Linked DNA regions of Homo sapiens: region 2 is linked to region 1. Evidence: chromatin loops called from intact Hi-C (ENCODE). Cell type or tissue: GM12878. All regions are shown on one strand. Links, peaks and the distances in the headings refer to the core of each region. The heading gives the core; the rest is flanking DNA.

Evidence for each region. Peaks named below come from ENCODE experiments on the same cell type or tissue, not always from the same donor. Only the 100,000 strongest peaks of a DNase experiment are listed, where the experiment ranks them.
Region 2: a loop joins it to region 1, with 2.1 times the contacts of the local background. A loop is called at or near these places in 1 of 110 quality-filtered maps.

Annotation. Positions count from the first base shown.
Region 1 is chr4:170,332,089-170,339,892 of GRCh38, reverse strand. No RefSeq gene overlaps it. Among named protein-coding and RNA genes, the nearest start is that of LINC02512, 6.8 kb to the left of the region's middle. RefSeq lists enhancers at 31-80, 1-1,127, 3,138-3,277. In GM12878, for the core only: no CTCF peak of the experiment used is centred there; a DNase peak (open chromatin) is centred at 3,532; H3K27ac peaks cover 1,266 bases.
Region 2 is chr4:170,849,243-170,857,046 of GRCh38, reverse strand. No RefSeq gene overlaps it. Among named protein-coding and RNA genes, the nearest start is that of LINC02382, 110 kb to the right of the region's middle. In GM12878, for the core only: a CTCF peak has its summit at 3,440; a DNase peak (open chromatin) is centred at 3,526.

The DNA.
Region 1 (7,804 bases), core at 1,520-5,519:
GGGAAGGAGTTCTTATCCCTGACGCAGGTAGCCCCCACTGCTGTGTCATTCACCTATTGGCTAGGGTTGGACTGCACAGTCTAAGCTAACTCTGATTGGCTATTTTAAAGAGAGCAGAGGTACAAGCTGGAGTGGTGGGGTGAGTAGTTTAGTGGAAAGGACGGTTACAGAACAGGTGACTCAGGATGACTCAGGTCAGAGCAGATGACCAGGGGTGACTCAGAATGGAGCAGGTGATAGAGGCTAGGAGGGGGTTGTTTGCTGAAACTAGGGGCAAGGAGACAAAGAGAATGAGGAAGTTAAACTTTCAAATGAAGAACAAAGAACAGGGGAGGTGAACATACTGATACATTGGTTCTTTGGAGAGGATCTCAGAACTCATTGTACTTAACAATTTACAGGCTAAAACCTTTGAAGAGGAATTTATTATGCCCTACAATAATACTGTGCCTCACTAGGTTGGAAGAAAAAAGTGGGCTATCAATGAATTAATGTTCAGCTCCCTTAAGACGAATCTGCAGTTTGTCTCATATATGTTGACAGGACACAACAAAGAAACATCCTCTCTGAAATCTGTGTGTGGACAAAAGTTGTCAAATGTCTACCGGACCCCAGTCCCAGCAGATAAAACACATCATTGTACATAGGACTTTCTGTCTTTCATGTTAATCTCTATTGCATTGTCTCAATCTCAAAACAAGACTGCCATATAAGAAGGTGTTACCCATTGTATCCAGCTGACAGTGGTGACATTGAGTGAGTCAAGCTAATAATGCTTAAACGTGGAATTCTCATGAATCTCGTTTAACACTTTTGCCACTTGCCAAGAGAAACACAATAACATCTGTCATTGAGGAGTTAATAATCTAGGAACAATCCCAGATTTACGTTCAGAACAAATCACCCACCACCAACGTAACTCCATTTCAAACTTAAAAGGACCTACCTCCCTGTGAAACACACAGCTGTTTTCCTGTGAACTGTTGAAGGAGTCCTTCTGTATTCCACATGAGATCATTATTATGAAAAGACTTTGAAAACTATCAACCAAAGCCTTCACAGTAACTCTTTGAACCTATTTTTTAATTGATGAGTAATATTTTATATATTTTATGAGGTACAATGTGATGTTTTGATATAGGTTTACATAAGAATAATTAAATCAAGTTAATTAACATATCTATCACCTCACATACTGTTTTTCGCAGTAAGAACATTTAAAATCTACATTTTAAAACAATTTTGAAATACACAATGCATTATTAATTACAGTCACCATGCTGTGCAATAAATCTCTAAAACATATCCCTCCTGTCTAACTGAAACTTTGTACCCTTTGAACATCTCCCCATTCCACCTACCTCCCTCCAGCCTCTGGTAAGCACCATTGTACTCTACTTCCATGAATTCAACTTTTTTTGATTCCACATATAAGTGAGATCATGCAGTATTTATATTTCTTTCTTCTTTCTTTCTTTCTTTCTTTCTTCCTTTCTTTCTTTCTTTCTTTTTCTTTTTTTTTTTTTTGACAGAGTTTTGCTCTTGTTGCCTGGGCTAGAGTGCAGTGGCACGATCTCAGCTCACTGCAAGCGCCACCTTCCAGTTTCAAGTGATTCTCCTGCCTGAGCCTCCTGAATAGCTGGGATTACAGGCACCCACCACCATGCCCAGTTTTTAGTAGAGACGGGGTTTCACTATGTTGGCCAGGCTGGTCTCGAACTCCTGATCTCGTGATCTGCCCGCCTTGGCCTCCCAAAGTGCTGGGATTACAGGTGTGAGCCACCACGCCCAGCCAGTATTTGTCTTTCTATGCCTGGCTTATTTCACTTAACCTAATGTCCTTCATGTTCATCCATGTTGTCACAAACGCCAGAATTTTCTTCTTTTTTAAGACTGAATAGTATTACATTGTCTATATATGCCATATTTTCTTTATCCTTTCATCCATTGATGGATGCTTCTAAGTTTGACTCCAATTCGAAGGAATAAATTATATTTCGAAGATTTTTTTTTTTTCATGCTATTCCATGGCTCTGGAAATGTCTGGACCAAAACAGGTATCATCAATGTATTCTTCTTACTTGTCATTGTAAAAGTCCTCTTAGCATACATGGGCAAAGCTAATAGTAAGTTAATTTTAAAAGTTTGTTAAAAGGATAAGTCAAAAACATATAGGTTTTAATTTTTTTATTTTATCTAAAAATGTATACATTTGCCAATGTACTTATATATAACAAAGGCTTTTTTTAATTAAAGAATGAATCTGCTGGTTGAAGTCTTAAGACATCTTATTTGCAGTAATCCTTAGGCTTTAGTATTTTATTTAAATACAATGGAAATCTAAAGATTCTTACAATAATCAGAGTATATAACCTTTTGAAAATTTAAGATTTTCTCTAATCTTTTGTAGTCATCTTGCCCACACATAATTTGATTATTTTTATTACCTTTATTATAACCTTTCCAAAGACTTCAACTTAGTCTTCATAGAAATAAGACACTCTTTTATTCACAATGTCGTTAGTTTCTATAATATTTGCTTGTAATATATTATTACCAAAATAAATACAACTGTCATAAATAGGTTTGGGAACCAACAACTAATTCTTGGCAAGCAGGTGCCTCACTGCAGACTTAGTAAAAAATAATCTACTAGCTGTGAGCATTCAGCATGTCCTGGCCATAAATTAGAAAATGTTCCCTAGGGAATGGCAAGGTTTGATTTCAGTGAGTCAGTCTAACAGAGGTGCATTTAAAGAACGTCATTTATATTTGATGAGTGTTTTCATTTCATCATTTCACCTGACTCTCTTACTTGATTATAAACTCCATGAGGACTGAACTCCCTTAAGGAACTGACACTTAGTTATACACCTTACAAACCAAACAAAAACATCCGGACTAATTTTAGTAAAATGTACTTAAAAAGTGAAATTATCAGTAAGCCATTCAGGTAGTGTATCTACATGATTACAAAGCTTCAGTTTCCTCTTTTCAAAGTTATTTTACATCTCTGTTTTTAAACTACAAATGATGCTATGTTTAAATATGCTTTAAAATGTATGTAATAATAAGCTCAGACTGTAACTAAAATCAGATTGAATCAGATGTAGGTTTGTAAATGATCTGGAAACCTTTTAGGACCATTGCTAGGGGAACATTAAACCAGCAGAGCAGTGTTTAATGAGTGAGTCATCTCTTTATTTTTAAATTAACAATAACACACTAATAAGGTAAAAAAAAAAAGTGAAATGAAACTGCAGGGAAGCTGGTGATAAAATCATAAAGGTTTTATGGTGATAAAAATCATAAGAGGATTCACACAGAACAATCTACATAACGGTTTCTTCCTCTTTCTATGTAGCAAAGGAAAAAGGGGATAAAATGAATTTTCAGGAACATAGCAGAGACCTTCCAACACAACGAATGCTAAAATACCTGAGAAAGCTCTGCCCCTGCTAGCTAACACCTAGAAGAGTGAGTGAGCCACTTGTGTCTATAAGTGGAAAGCAGCTCCTGGCGATGGGTCCTGGAAAGACAGAAGCTAAAATCAAGACAGTTTCAGAATGAGTTTGCTCTGATCTAGATAGAAGTAGCATGACATAAATGAGAAACAGAGATGACTGGCAGAATTAGATGTTTTCTCACCAATTTTCAACCAGTGTTCACATTTCTTTAAATCTTGTATTTTAATTGCATCTCAAATTTTTTAAAGTTTATATCAGCATGAATTAATTTTTAACAGCTTTATTGAGGTATAATTAATATACAGAAAAACCATACTGCAAGTTTGATCAGTTTGGACCAATTCATGCAGCCAGAGATACCATCACTGAAATCAAGTTATTAAACATATCTATCACCTCCCAAAATGCCCTTGTATTCTTTTATGTTTTGTTTTTGTCATTGTCTTTTATGTTGTTTTTTTTGTGATAAGAACAGTCAACTTGAGATTTATCCTCTTAACAAATTACTGTGTCTAATACCATATTGTTACCTATAGTCACTGTGTTGTACAGAAGATTTCTAGAACTTATTCATCTTTCATAATTGAAATTTTATACCTGTTAAGCAACAATTCCCCATTCTTCCCCTCCTGACAACCTCTAGCAACCATCATCCTATTTTCAGCTTCTATGCGTTTAAGTATCTTAGATACATCATATAGGTGAAATAGATGAACCTAGAGGGAGTTATGCTAAGTAAAATAAGCCAGTCACAGAAGGACAGATATTGCATGATTCAACTTATATGAGATATCAATTAATTCTTTATTATTTTAGATACGAATTCTATTTTTGTAGCAAAAATCTGAGTAGAAATGTGGGCTCTCCTCTATATCACAATTGAGATTGTGGGCCTGACTCTTCAAAGCCAAATTGAGTGTTGACCATTATCCAGGCAAAAGATCATCCAGATTTCAGACAAAATCATGAAGGTGAGCAGCTTCTGGAGTTGCAAGTCAAGACAAAAACATGAAAGAACCATCAAATGGATCTTTTAGTGACTCATTAAAACTTTTACTTTCTATCCACATATTTGGAATTATCTTACAAGTCATATGATAGCAATAACAACTGTAGTGACAGAGGTTAAATGAGGCTATTAAAGAAAAGACAAATGGAACTCGTAATTAAATACTACCAATAAAAATCATATGATCATTTAAGCAACTTTAACATAAGACATGTAGTCAGCACTTCCAGTAATAGAAGAAACATTCTTTTTTTTTTTCGAGATGGAGGGTCGCACTGTTGCCCAGGCTGGAGTCCACGTGGAGTGCAGTGAGGCAATCTCGGCTCACTGCAAGCTCCGCCTCCTGGGTTCACGCCATTCTCCTGCCTCAGCCTCCCGAGTAGCTGGGACTACAGGCGCCCGCCACCACGCCCAGCTAATTTTTTGTATTTTTAGTAGAAATGGGGTTTCACCATGTAAGCCAGGATGGTGTCGACCTCCTGACCTCATGATCCGCCCGCCTCAGCCTCCCAAAGTGCTGGGATTACAGGCGTGAGCCACCGTGCCCCGGCCCGAAACATTCTTAAACAAGCTCTTGCCATGAACTTTCTTACAGAAGTGCAAAGAAACATCTAAGAAAAGAGGTTATGAAAGTTTACTAAAAGCATTTACTAAAAAAGTAACTTCACTTAAACAGAGATTTTGAAAAAAAAAAAACCCTCACAAATCTTTAAGAAATTTCCTAGCTGATTTAGGGTAGAACACAGTTCCTTATGCTGGAGATGTGAGCACACATCTCCAAATGATTCCTGTTTACATTTCCAGCTAGAGTTGATGTTCTTTTAGTAAACTTTCAAAAAATTTAAAAAAGAGATTTTGAAAGTAAACTTTCAAAAAATTTAAAAAAGAGATTTTGAAAGTAAATTTTCAAAAAATTTAAAAAAGAGATTTTGAAAGTAAACTTTCAAAAAATTTTAAAAAGAGATCTTGAAAGTAAACTTTCAAAAAATTTTAAAAAGAGATTTTGAAAGTTTACTAAAAGAACATCAACTCTAGCTGGAAATGTAAACAGGAATCATTTGGACATGTGTGCTCACATCTCCAGCATAAGGAACTGTGTTCTACCCTAAATCAGCTAGGAAATTTCTTGAAGATTTGTGGCAGTTTTTTTGTTTGTTCGTTTTGTTTTGTTTTTTTTGAGATGGAGTCTCATTCTGTCACCCAGGCTGGAGTGCAGTGGCGCCATCTCGGCTCACTGCAACCTCCACTTCCCAGGTTCAGGCAATTCTCCTGTCTCAGCCTCCCGAGTAGCTGGGACTACAGGTGCAACTAATTGTCATATTTTTAGTAGAGATGGGGTTTCACCATATTGGTCAGGCTGGTCTGGAACTCCTGACCTCAGATGATCCACCCACCTCGGCCTCCCAAAGTGCTGAGATTACAGGAGTGAGCCAACATGCCTGGCCTTAAGATTTATTAGACAAAAGAATGTCCCCATTTAGAGTACGTTCTTTGATTCTGCTTTTTTGTCATTGTTGTTGTTTTTGATACAGGGTCTCACTCTGTTGTTCCCCAGGCTGGAGTGCAGTGGCGTAATCACAGCTCACTACAGCCTCAACCTCCTGAGCACAAACAATCCTGCCACTTCAGCCTCCTGAGTCACTGGGACTACAGGCATGTGCCACCATGTCTGGCTCATTTTTTTTCTTTAGAGATGGGGGCCTCACTGTGTTATGCAGGCTGATCTCACCTTCAGCGATCCTCCTGCTTCTGTGTCCCAAAGTGCTGGGATTACAGGTGTGAGCCACTGCACCCAGCCCTATGCACTCTTTAATTCTAATTCTCCTAATTCTATTTGTTAGATCTAAATAGAATGCAGGTAACCATCTTTGACCCATTTCATGCTTCTAACCACACAGATACACACAGGCACATTCATTTCATCATATTAAATAGCTCCAGTGCTTCCTAAAGTTCTATAGCATGGCATCTTCTTCCCCAGACCCTTCCATTAACTGTCCTCAATTTGTGCATTTTTCCCTTAAACTGTGGCACTTAGGACTAAAAGCAATCAGCAAAGTGTTGCCTGACACACAGAAAAGAGAAAGATAATGCCTCCCTCATTCTCTAAACTACATTTCTATTAATTTAGCCAAAGTTGCACTAGCCTCTATAGCGATCATATCTGATTGATGATTCATATTAAATGTATTTTCAGTTAAAATCTCGTTCCATTTTCCATGCTTTGTGCCATGTCTGTCCCTACTCTCATGGGATTTGAGTTCACCAGTGTCGGATTTTACTTTCATCCTTAATAAAAGTAATATTATTAGGCATAACACAATTTCCCAGTCTGATAACTTTTTCAGTGGCTCCTGATGCCACTGCTCACTTTCCTTCTAGGCTGCACATCATACAAAAAAAAAAAAAAGTATTTTTCGTATGTTAATTTTCTTTTTTTTTTTTTTTAAACATGGTCCCACTCTGTCACCCAGGCTGGAGTGCAGTGGCTTGATCTCTGCTCATTGCAGCTTTTACCTCATAGACTCAGGTGATTCTCTGACCACAGCCTCCCAAGTAGCTGGGACTACAGGCACATGCCACCATGCTCAGCTAATTTTCTGTATTTTTTTGTAGAGATGGGGTTTCACCACGTTGCCCAGGCTGGTCTCAAATTCCTGAGCTTGAGTGAATTGCCCACCTCAGCATCCCAAAGTGCTGGGAGTACAGGTGTGAGCCACCACACCCTGCCTGTATGTGTTCATTTAAGAACATAGTAAAGAGAAAAGGGACCCAGCTACCACTTACACCGATCGAACTTTTTTCTTCTTGTTGACAGCAGTTCATTAGTAGTCATTCTATGAATGCAGACATTTGATTATTAATCTATCTACAGCATCTAGCTTATATTGCTATAGCTAACCCACAATATATTGGAGATAACTTGCAAAGTGACTTGATGAACTCAAGATACTACATGGACACATTTTGTTCTGATCTATTAGTGTAGCTGTCATATCAAAGAAAATAATGAGGTAAATACATCAATTGGTATTATTGGTATTCATGAACCTGAAAGTAATTACCATTTTCTCTCCAGGGGAGATCGGATTACAATTAACAGGATACTGAATACCTGAAATGAAAGAGAGAGACGGTGCTTAGGAGTAAATGAAAAAAAAAGTAAACGGGAGCAATGGAAAGTAACCTTACCTCCTTTGCCATTCCACCACAGTTTGCCCCATTTATCTGCCCACTTCCATGTAGAACAGAATTCTATCCATGAAGAATGTTCTGTCCTGAGATGCTAAGCAAATCCAAATTTTACTTAAAAAAATTAAAATTTCTC
Region 2 (7,804 bases), core at 1,398-5,397, 520 kb before region 1:
ACCCCTAGCTAAGGGAGAGACAGCAGGTGAACTAAGTCACCGTTAATACAAAGAGACATTTGCAAGTAGTGGGGGATATAGGAGAAACACCACCATAATTAGAGGGGAAAATTATAAAAGTGTGATCCCCAGGGTGGTGTGTCTCTTGAGAAAAGCTCTACTAGAGGGACCTCTAAAATTTCCAACACTTCCAAAATTCTGAATATAACAGAGACAATTTTTTGATGTAAAAAAAAAAACTATAACACTTTTTTCTTTAAGTTGTAGAACTGTTTCCTCAATTTGTCTGACCTGAAAAAAATCAGCCTTCTCAGGAAGGTGAGCAACTCCAGCTAAAGATGAATAGAAACTGTTCTCGTTATTTACTTTTGCACTCCACAATAATGGCCTCTATTGTAACATCACCAGTGATTTACTGTCTGGTCTTATGGTAAAGAATATTTTTATTTATTTATTTTTATTTTTAATTTTTTTTTGGAGACGGAGTGTCGCTCTGTCGCCCACGGTGGAGTGCAATGGCACGATCTCGGCTCACTGCAACCTCTGTCTCCCGGGTTTAAGCGATTCTACTGCCTCAGCCTCCCGAGTAGCTGGGACCACAGGCGCACGTCGCCACATCTGGCTAATTTTTTGTATTTTAGTAGAGACGGCGTTTCACCGTGTTGCCCAGGCTGGTCTCAAACTCCTGAGCTCACAGAATCCGCCCACTTCGGCTTCCCAAAGTGCTAGGATTGCAGGCATGAGCCACCGCGTCTGGCATTGTTTTTGGAAGAGACGCTACGGGTTTAGTGGTGAGTCGTAAATATTGCTTCCATAAGTTACTTCTGTTTCCTTTAGGATTTCTGTGCACTGTCCAGTCCTGCCATTTCTCTTTTAATTTCTTTGTCTCGTGGAACTTCATTGTGTAGGCGGTAGTGATGGTCCTTCTCCTGCCTTGCAGGCTGAGGCCACTTGAGGCATTTCTAGGAATACCCTTTTATATTATCTCTTTTTGAAATTGCTAAGGTCACATTTTTGACACTATCATCTAAAACTTCTGTGCTTTGCTCTTTTCGACAGTGTTACTAGCATTTGCTCTTCCATCACATTTAACCTAGTTCTCTGAAGCTAGTAACCCTCTGCCTTTTTCCTATGTTTTCCATCCTTGACTTGTTCTGCTTCTTGACATTTTGGAATGTGCACTTTTGCTTTCCAAACAATAGGTGCTGTTGATATGTGATGCAAATCAAGAGTTTCTTTTTATCACATGGAAGTCCATTTTTTTTTCAGGTTTCATATTTTCCCCAATCCATTTCAATGTAAAGTGCACGGTGAGGACACTTCCTCTACTTTCTAATAACACTCAAACTATAGTGAACTCAAAAGTAAAATTTTACAGGTAACATAGAATGAGATATTTTTAGAAACCCATAAAAATTCCCAAAATGCCATTTGGTGATACTCAATAATACTGAGAAAAATTATACTTTGCTAGTTTTATTTAGTGGTTTGGAAGTCAACATTCTCAAATATTAATAAATATCACTATATTTTTATTACACACATATATACGTATGTAAGTGTATATGTACATACATATATACACATACAGGAGGCTTGGTAAATAATTCTTTAATATATACTTTTTGAAAATATTAACGACACTTAGATGTTGTTGTGTGGCATTCTAATCAATCTTTAAAAAGCTAAAACAGAATTACAAACATATTTATGAATTTGCCATAGTCCATGACCTAGAGACTTGTACACTAATGATAATATAGTTTGCCAGCTTTTTAAAATTAAAATGTGACATAAATGAGTAGGGGACATTATTACTCAACTTAGATTCTGTTATTATTTAATAAATTGCATTAAAATGATACTTTTGGGAATAAAAGTGATTTATAATTTGGAACTCTTTAGAATTTATGCAAAAACGCTTTATAATATTGTTCAGTTTATTCTCTAGGGAGTTCAAGGCAGTGGATGAAATTGATTATATTCATAATTTAATATATTTTACTGTAATTCACATATGTAAAATGACAATATTTATAATTTCAAAAACAAAAACACAATAAATATCAATCTAGGTTAACCACTTTTATATTACAAATAAACAAATAAAAATCTAAATAATATATAGCTAAACAACCTGCCAAGGACTAGAATTTCAATACTTTAAATGCAATAACTTGATGTTTTATCATTTAAATAACACTATATAAATAAATATTTTTCATTACAATACTGCTTGTATTCTTTTTCATTTATTGAATCCATAAAAATATATGCTTGCAGCTGTGCATAAAGAATAAGTATACTAAAGCAAATTAATACATTTGATTGTTAAATGTACAGAATTGCGATTAGGGAACTGTATTCAGTTTGCCCTTGTTCTACTCTTTGTAGCACAATGCAGTGAGCTGTTACAATTTTTTTCTTTACCAAAATTAGAAAACCTTTAACTATTTGAATTTAATTTCAATGATTTCTTATTTACCTTGTAAACTGGAAAATTTAATAAAAGGCAAGGATAATATTCCAGATCTTGTATTATAGTTTAACATAGTTTTAAAGTGATGTTCTGAAAACTAATAAAAAGTTAAATTCTGTGGACGTAGCCTAACTTCACAGCCAAGGACAGAAAAGACATATAATTCTTTGCAGTGAACTCTGCACACCCTAGTAACAATCTATTACTGTCAATCTGAGGTTGAGTGAATATCAGACAATGCTAGTGCAAACTCCATCTTTCATTCCTAAAGCTATCCTTCTGTTGATTTGAGCTGCATCAAGGATTACAATAAAAATTGAAGCACTCATAAGTAATACCTCTTCAGACAGGAAAATGTGAACTGTCCTTCTGGGAATATTTAATGTCAAAATCTAATACAATGCTTCTCATCTTCTTTGACTATGACTAAACCTATATGCTGAGTGGACTGACCACTTGCTGTTACACCTGCTTTGTGGCAACTCACTCAAAAAAGAAATCAACAAAAAGCCATGGAACAAAAAGTGATAAATTTAAAGTTTCTTCTAGTAGTAAAATTCAGGTCAAGATCCAACGTTTAATTTTAAAATGGGTTATGACCTCGTTGCTACAGGATCAGACAACCAAGTGGAAAGATAAAATATAATTGGCAGTTTGAAAGGACGTATATTTTCTTATCTCTGCCAAAATACTAACAAAACAAAAAGAAAGAAAAATATATTTTGAGAAATCATTAATTGCCACAGACAATAAGAGATAAATTAAGCAAAGTGATCATATCTTGTCTTCTGTGATGGCACTGGCTCCTAGAACACTACTTCCTGGCACTAGCGTAGATCTTACAGGGCTGACTTTGAAAGTCTCAGACTCCAAGAGCTATTCATGATAAGCCTAGGGAGAAGCAGCAGAAAATAAAATGTTGCCTGTGGAAGTGGTGCACTCTCCCAGTCGGCAGGGGGCGTACCCGTGCCGGGAGCAATCTCAAGGAAGACTATTCACATATTTCTAAAATTCACTGTACCATGACAACTTTCACAGTGATTGATAGAAACAGAATTTTTCATGCTACTTAATTATTTAAATACACAATGTTAAGTGTGAAAACTCAGAGAAAAAGAAAAAGATTCCTCCATTTTTGACATGAAGGTAAAAATATCATCTTACAAGTTTAGATTCAGTCTTTTGTGGCATTCAGATAGGAAATCTTAGTAAGATTCTTAGTAAGGCTTATTCTAGCTAGCTTGCCACGTGTAAGTGGGTAGCACTGAAATATTATTGATCTTGTTTGGGTTTCTGTTTCTGTATGTTGTTAAAAAATTATACAGTTTGGATTGGTAATCTTTGTGTTTCCTTTCCTCAATAAAACTATACGACTTCATGTTCATTTATATTTGTATTATCCAAACAGAAGAGAGACTACGATAATGTCAGTTTCAAAAAGGAAGTCTTTGATCCCTTTAGATTTATTTTTTTATTTTATGTTACTTTATTTTAGTAGATACGAGGTCTCCCTATGATTCCTAAGCTGGTCTTGAACTCAAGCAATCCCCCCTCCTCAGCCTCCAAAAGTGTTGAGGTTTCAGACATGAGGCACCATGCTCAGACTCCATTTTTTATTTAGATCAAATTATGACAGATATTATAGATACCCTTGCTTCACACTCATTCAAACCATTTCTAGCTTTCTTTCCTGTACTATTGAATTGAGAAAGCAAATATACACTTTCTTTGCTCCCTTGCAGGTGGTGCACTATGTGAGATTACGTTTTACAAAATGGGAACACCAAAGTAAGGCTTAGATAAATACACGAGCAATCTGAGGCAGTGACTGGGAGATGGAAATCAGAAGCTTCTAGAAGCATAATGATAGAAGTATTTGGTTTTTCTAAGACCACTGTGATTGAGTTCTTAGTATCTGTTTTCTAGCACCACTGAGACTAAGCAGCAATGATTTTTCAGCAGAATGGATTCTTAAGATGGTGGATCATGTTCTTTCATATGTCTCCTTGCTGGTTCTCTGTCTCTGCAGGCTATTCCCTAAGCTTCCCTATACTCATGAAGTCTTCCTGTTGAAATCAGAGTTTCCATTGCCTTCAGCAAAGGACCCCCATTAGCACTCTGAAAGGTAAGAGGTGGTTTATTTCATAATTGTTACAGATGATGCAATATATGGTGGTTGCTTGAGTTTTTGGTTTTCCCATTTGTTCTTTGGCCTGGTTTTGTGTGATAGTCCAGAGGGATTTAAATCTTTCTGCTGTCATCATTTTTCCTTAATTCTCTAAAAGTTATTTAAAGTCATACTAAGACACAATATGACATTGTAGCTAGGAAAGAAAAACAGAAAAAAATGAACACATTAAGGAAGCCCAGGAACTGATAGGCATCTATCATTGAGATGTAAGGGTTACAGAGATTGCTACTTGCCTCTCACTTCTCAACAAGTAAATGTCTTCTTTCTTCCAATCATTCATTTTGACATGACTTACAAAAACTTTTCAAGAATGGAGCACAGAACTTCCATATAATGTCAAGATGTAATCTTTAGTTTCTTCAGGGGAACTAAACATTCTTGTGGCTAACTTCCCTGGCTACGGTTTTAAGTTATTATCACCTTCTTGCTTAGCAAGTTGCTCATTGACTTTTTAAGGCTAGCGAGGTGCCTGGAATTTCCCTTGAAGGAACTCAATTTTTTTAAAAAAAATCTGGGGATACGGGGTTCCACAGGCCCCAAAGAGGAGTTCCAGCTCCCTCCCAACGGCATTAATTCAAATTTCCCCAGTGCTAGTATTTTACCACATTCTCTCTTTATCTCCCACTTTCCTCCTCCCTCCACTTATATATGCATGTAGGTATAAGTACCTGTGTGTACATATGTGTATATATATGGCTCTTAATGATTTTTAAATTTTGTCTATATGGGGGATGATATCCCATTACTCTTAAACAAGTCAGCAATGCCTTTAAAACGTATTTTTTCCTTCTGGTCCAGGATCTGATTTAGATTCACTTACTACATATGGTGCTGTTCCTGTTTAATACCCTTTAATATGAAATAGTTCCTATTTTTCCTTTATTTAATACTGACTTATAAAAACACAGATTAGCTCTTTCACAGAATGCACTCAAATTCGGTTTTTCTGATGTTTTCTTATCATTGGATTCAGGTTGTATATTTTTGGCTATGATATCACAGACACAATGCTTTGGTTTTCTCATTGGATGGCATCAAGGGGCACATAATTTCTATTTTCCTCATGGCTGTTATTAGCTTTAATCATGTAGTAAAGGTAGTTTCTCACAGGTTTCTCCATTATAAATTTATTGCAACCTCCTTTGTAATTAATACGTAACTTGGGGGAGATAATTCTGCCCACTAGTATTGGCATCCCTTGATGATTCTCATGAGCTGATTATTCCTATGATGGCTACTAAATGGTGATTTTCTAATTTCCTCATTCATTCTAAATTTATGAGTTGGCATCCTACTGCAATGAAAAGCTTTTTCTTAATTTATTTTTTATTCATTTGCCATATATCTCTTTGTGTATATATGTGCCTCTACCTGTATCTATTGATCCATTAATATATCTGTATAGATATCCCAAACCATGTATTTATACAAATACGTCTAATTCCAACTGAACTCAAGAGGGTTCATTCTAGCTGTTTTCCATCTCATATTTTTACCTCATTCCCTGGTGATGAGAAACTTTCATCCCATTACTCTCACTATATGTACTTAAGTGCTCATACTCCCTTATGTAATCAAACTCCTGATCACACAAGCTACCTCCACAGTCCTGACAACCTCCTCAACACCATGCCCACTGGCTCCAAACACCTCCTATCTCCTCAACCCAAATCCCTCCACTTTGGCCCCATTAGGCCTGCTGGCCTCGTAAGCCTCAGCTGCCCTCTCAATTCTGATCACTTCAGCCCTGCATGTCCTCTCTCCCTCCTCAGCCCCTAACCACTTTTTCTGGTCTGATGTAGGCTTCCTCTCTATCTTGACCATATTCTCTGCCCTAGCGTGACATTACCACAAATCCTTGCATTTCAAGGGAAGGGAAAGAAAGAGTAAGATGAAGAGAAAGAGGGAGTTTTTAGATATTTAAGGAGTCAAATTACTACTTAGATAAAAGAACATATAATCATTAGTTTTCTTTGAAGCTAGACGTGGCCATGTGAGTGAATATTGTTGGTTTATTTTAAAATGTCATTTAGAATTTATAAGTCTACCTAAAATGTATTTTATAAACTCTGTGTTTAGATTGCCTTCCAATTGCCCTTTCAAATTTATATCCACCTTCTTCCAATCCATTCTGTGAGCCAGGTAGTGAACTTTCATTCTTTCTTTTAGTTTCTATTTGATAACAGGAAACCACAGACAATGAGGAGAATGATGTCATTATTTTAATTCTCTCAACCATCTCTCTGTGCCATTGCCTCTTATTGACTGTGTCTCCTGACTGAAAGTCACTGCTCTCCAAGCTATCTCCATATATCTCGCTCCTTCCACTTTTCAAGACTCTTTCCTCTCCCTCATTCTTTCAGGCAAGGGATACTAAGTATCTCTGCTTTACAAGTCCTGGCATGTTAGACTTTAGTTTGTGTTTTACCTAAATCCTTCCTATATATTTGTTAAAGTTCCTTTAATAAATGTAATTACCTTAATTTGAGAGCACCATCTGTTCCTACTGGGACCCTTACTGATACGTTAGTTGATATTAAAGTGGCCACAGAAAACAGATTATCAAAATAAGATCATTGAATTTTGTTGCTTATGTATTGGAGAAACATGAGAATGACCTGTTTGCTAAGGGGATCTGGCTAATGCATAAGATCAGGTGGCATCATGTTTTCTGAAGTTATCACAAATCTTAGCACAAGGTGTATTGCTATGACACAGTTGCAGTGGCCACAACAGTGGAAGTGAAGAACGTGTAGTCATTGTGCTTCTTACTATAGCTTTAGAGATAATCTATAGGGGAAAAGAAAACTTACTACCTATAAATATACAAGAATATGGGTTGAGAGCCCAAAGACATAATGAAATTTTCGTAATCACAGGGAAGTTAGGGCTTGAAACCATTCCTAAAGCATGATTAGCTGGACAAGAGGAATCCTATGAAATATTTAATTCAAGGATGCCACTTATGCCAAGGTAAGAGTATTGGTGAGAAAGAAGTGATATCCATAGATATGGGATAAGTAGACATAAATAATGTATAAAATCTGATCCTCCAAATTCCCCTCAAATTCTATTACTGGTAGATGCAGCCCTGTCACTCCCAATGTGGTCTGAAAGATTCATCCATCATCAAC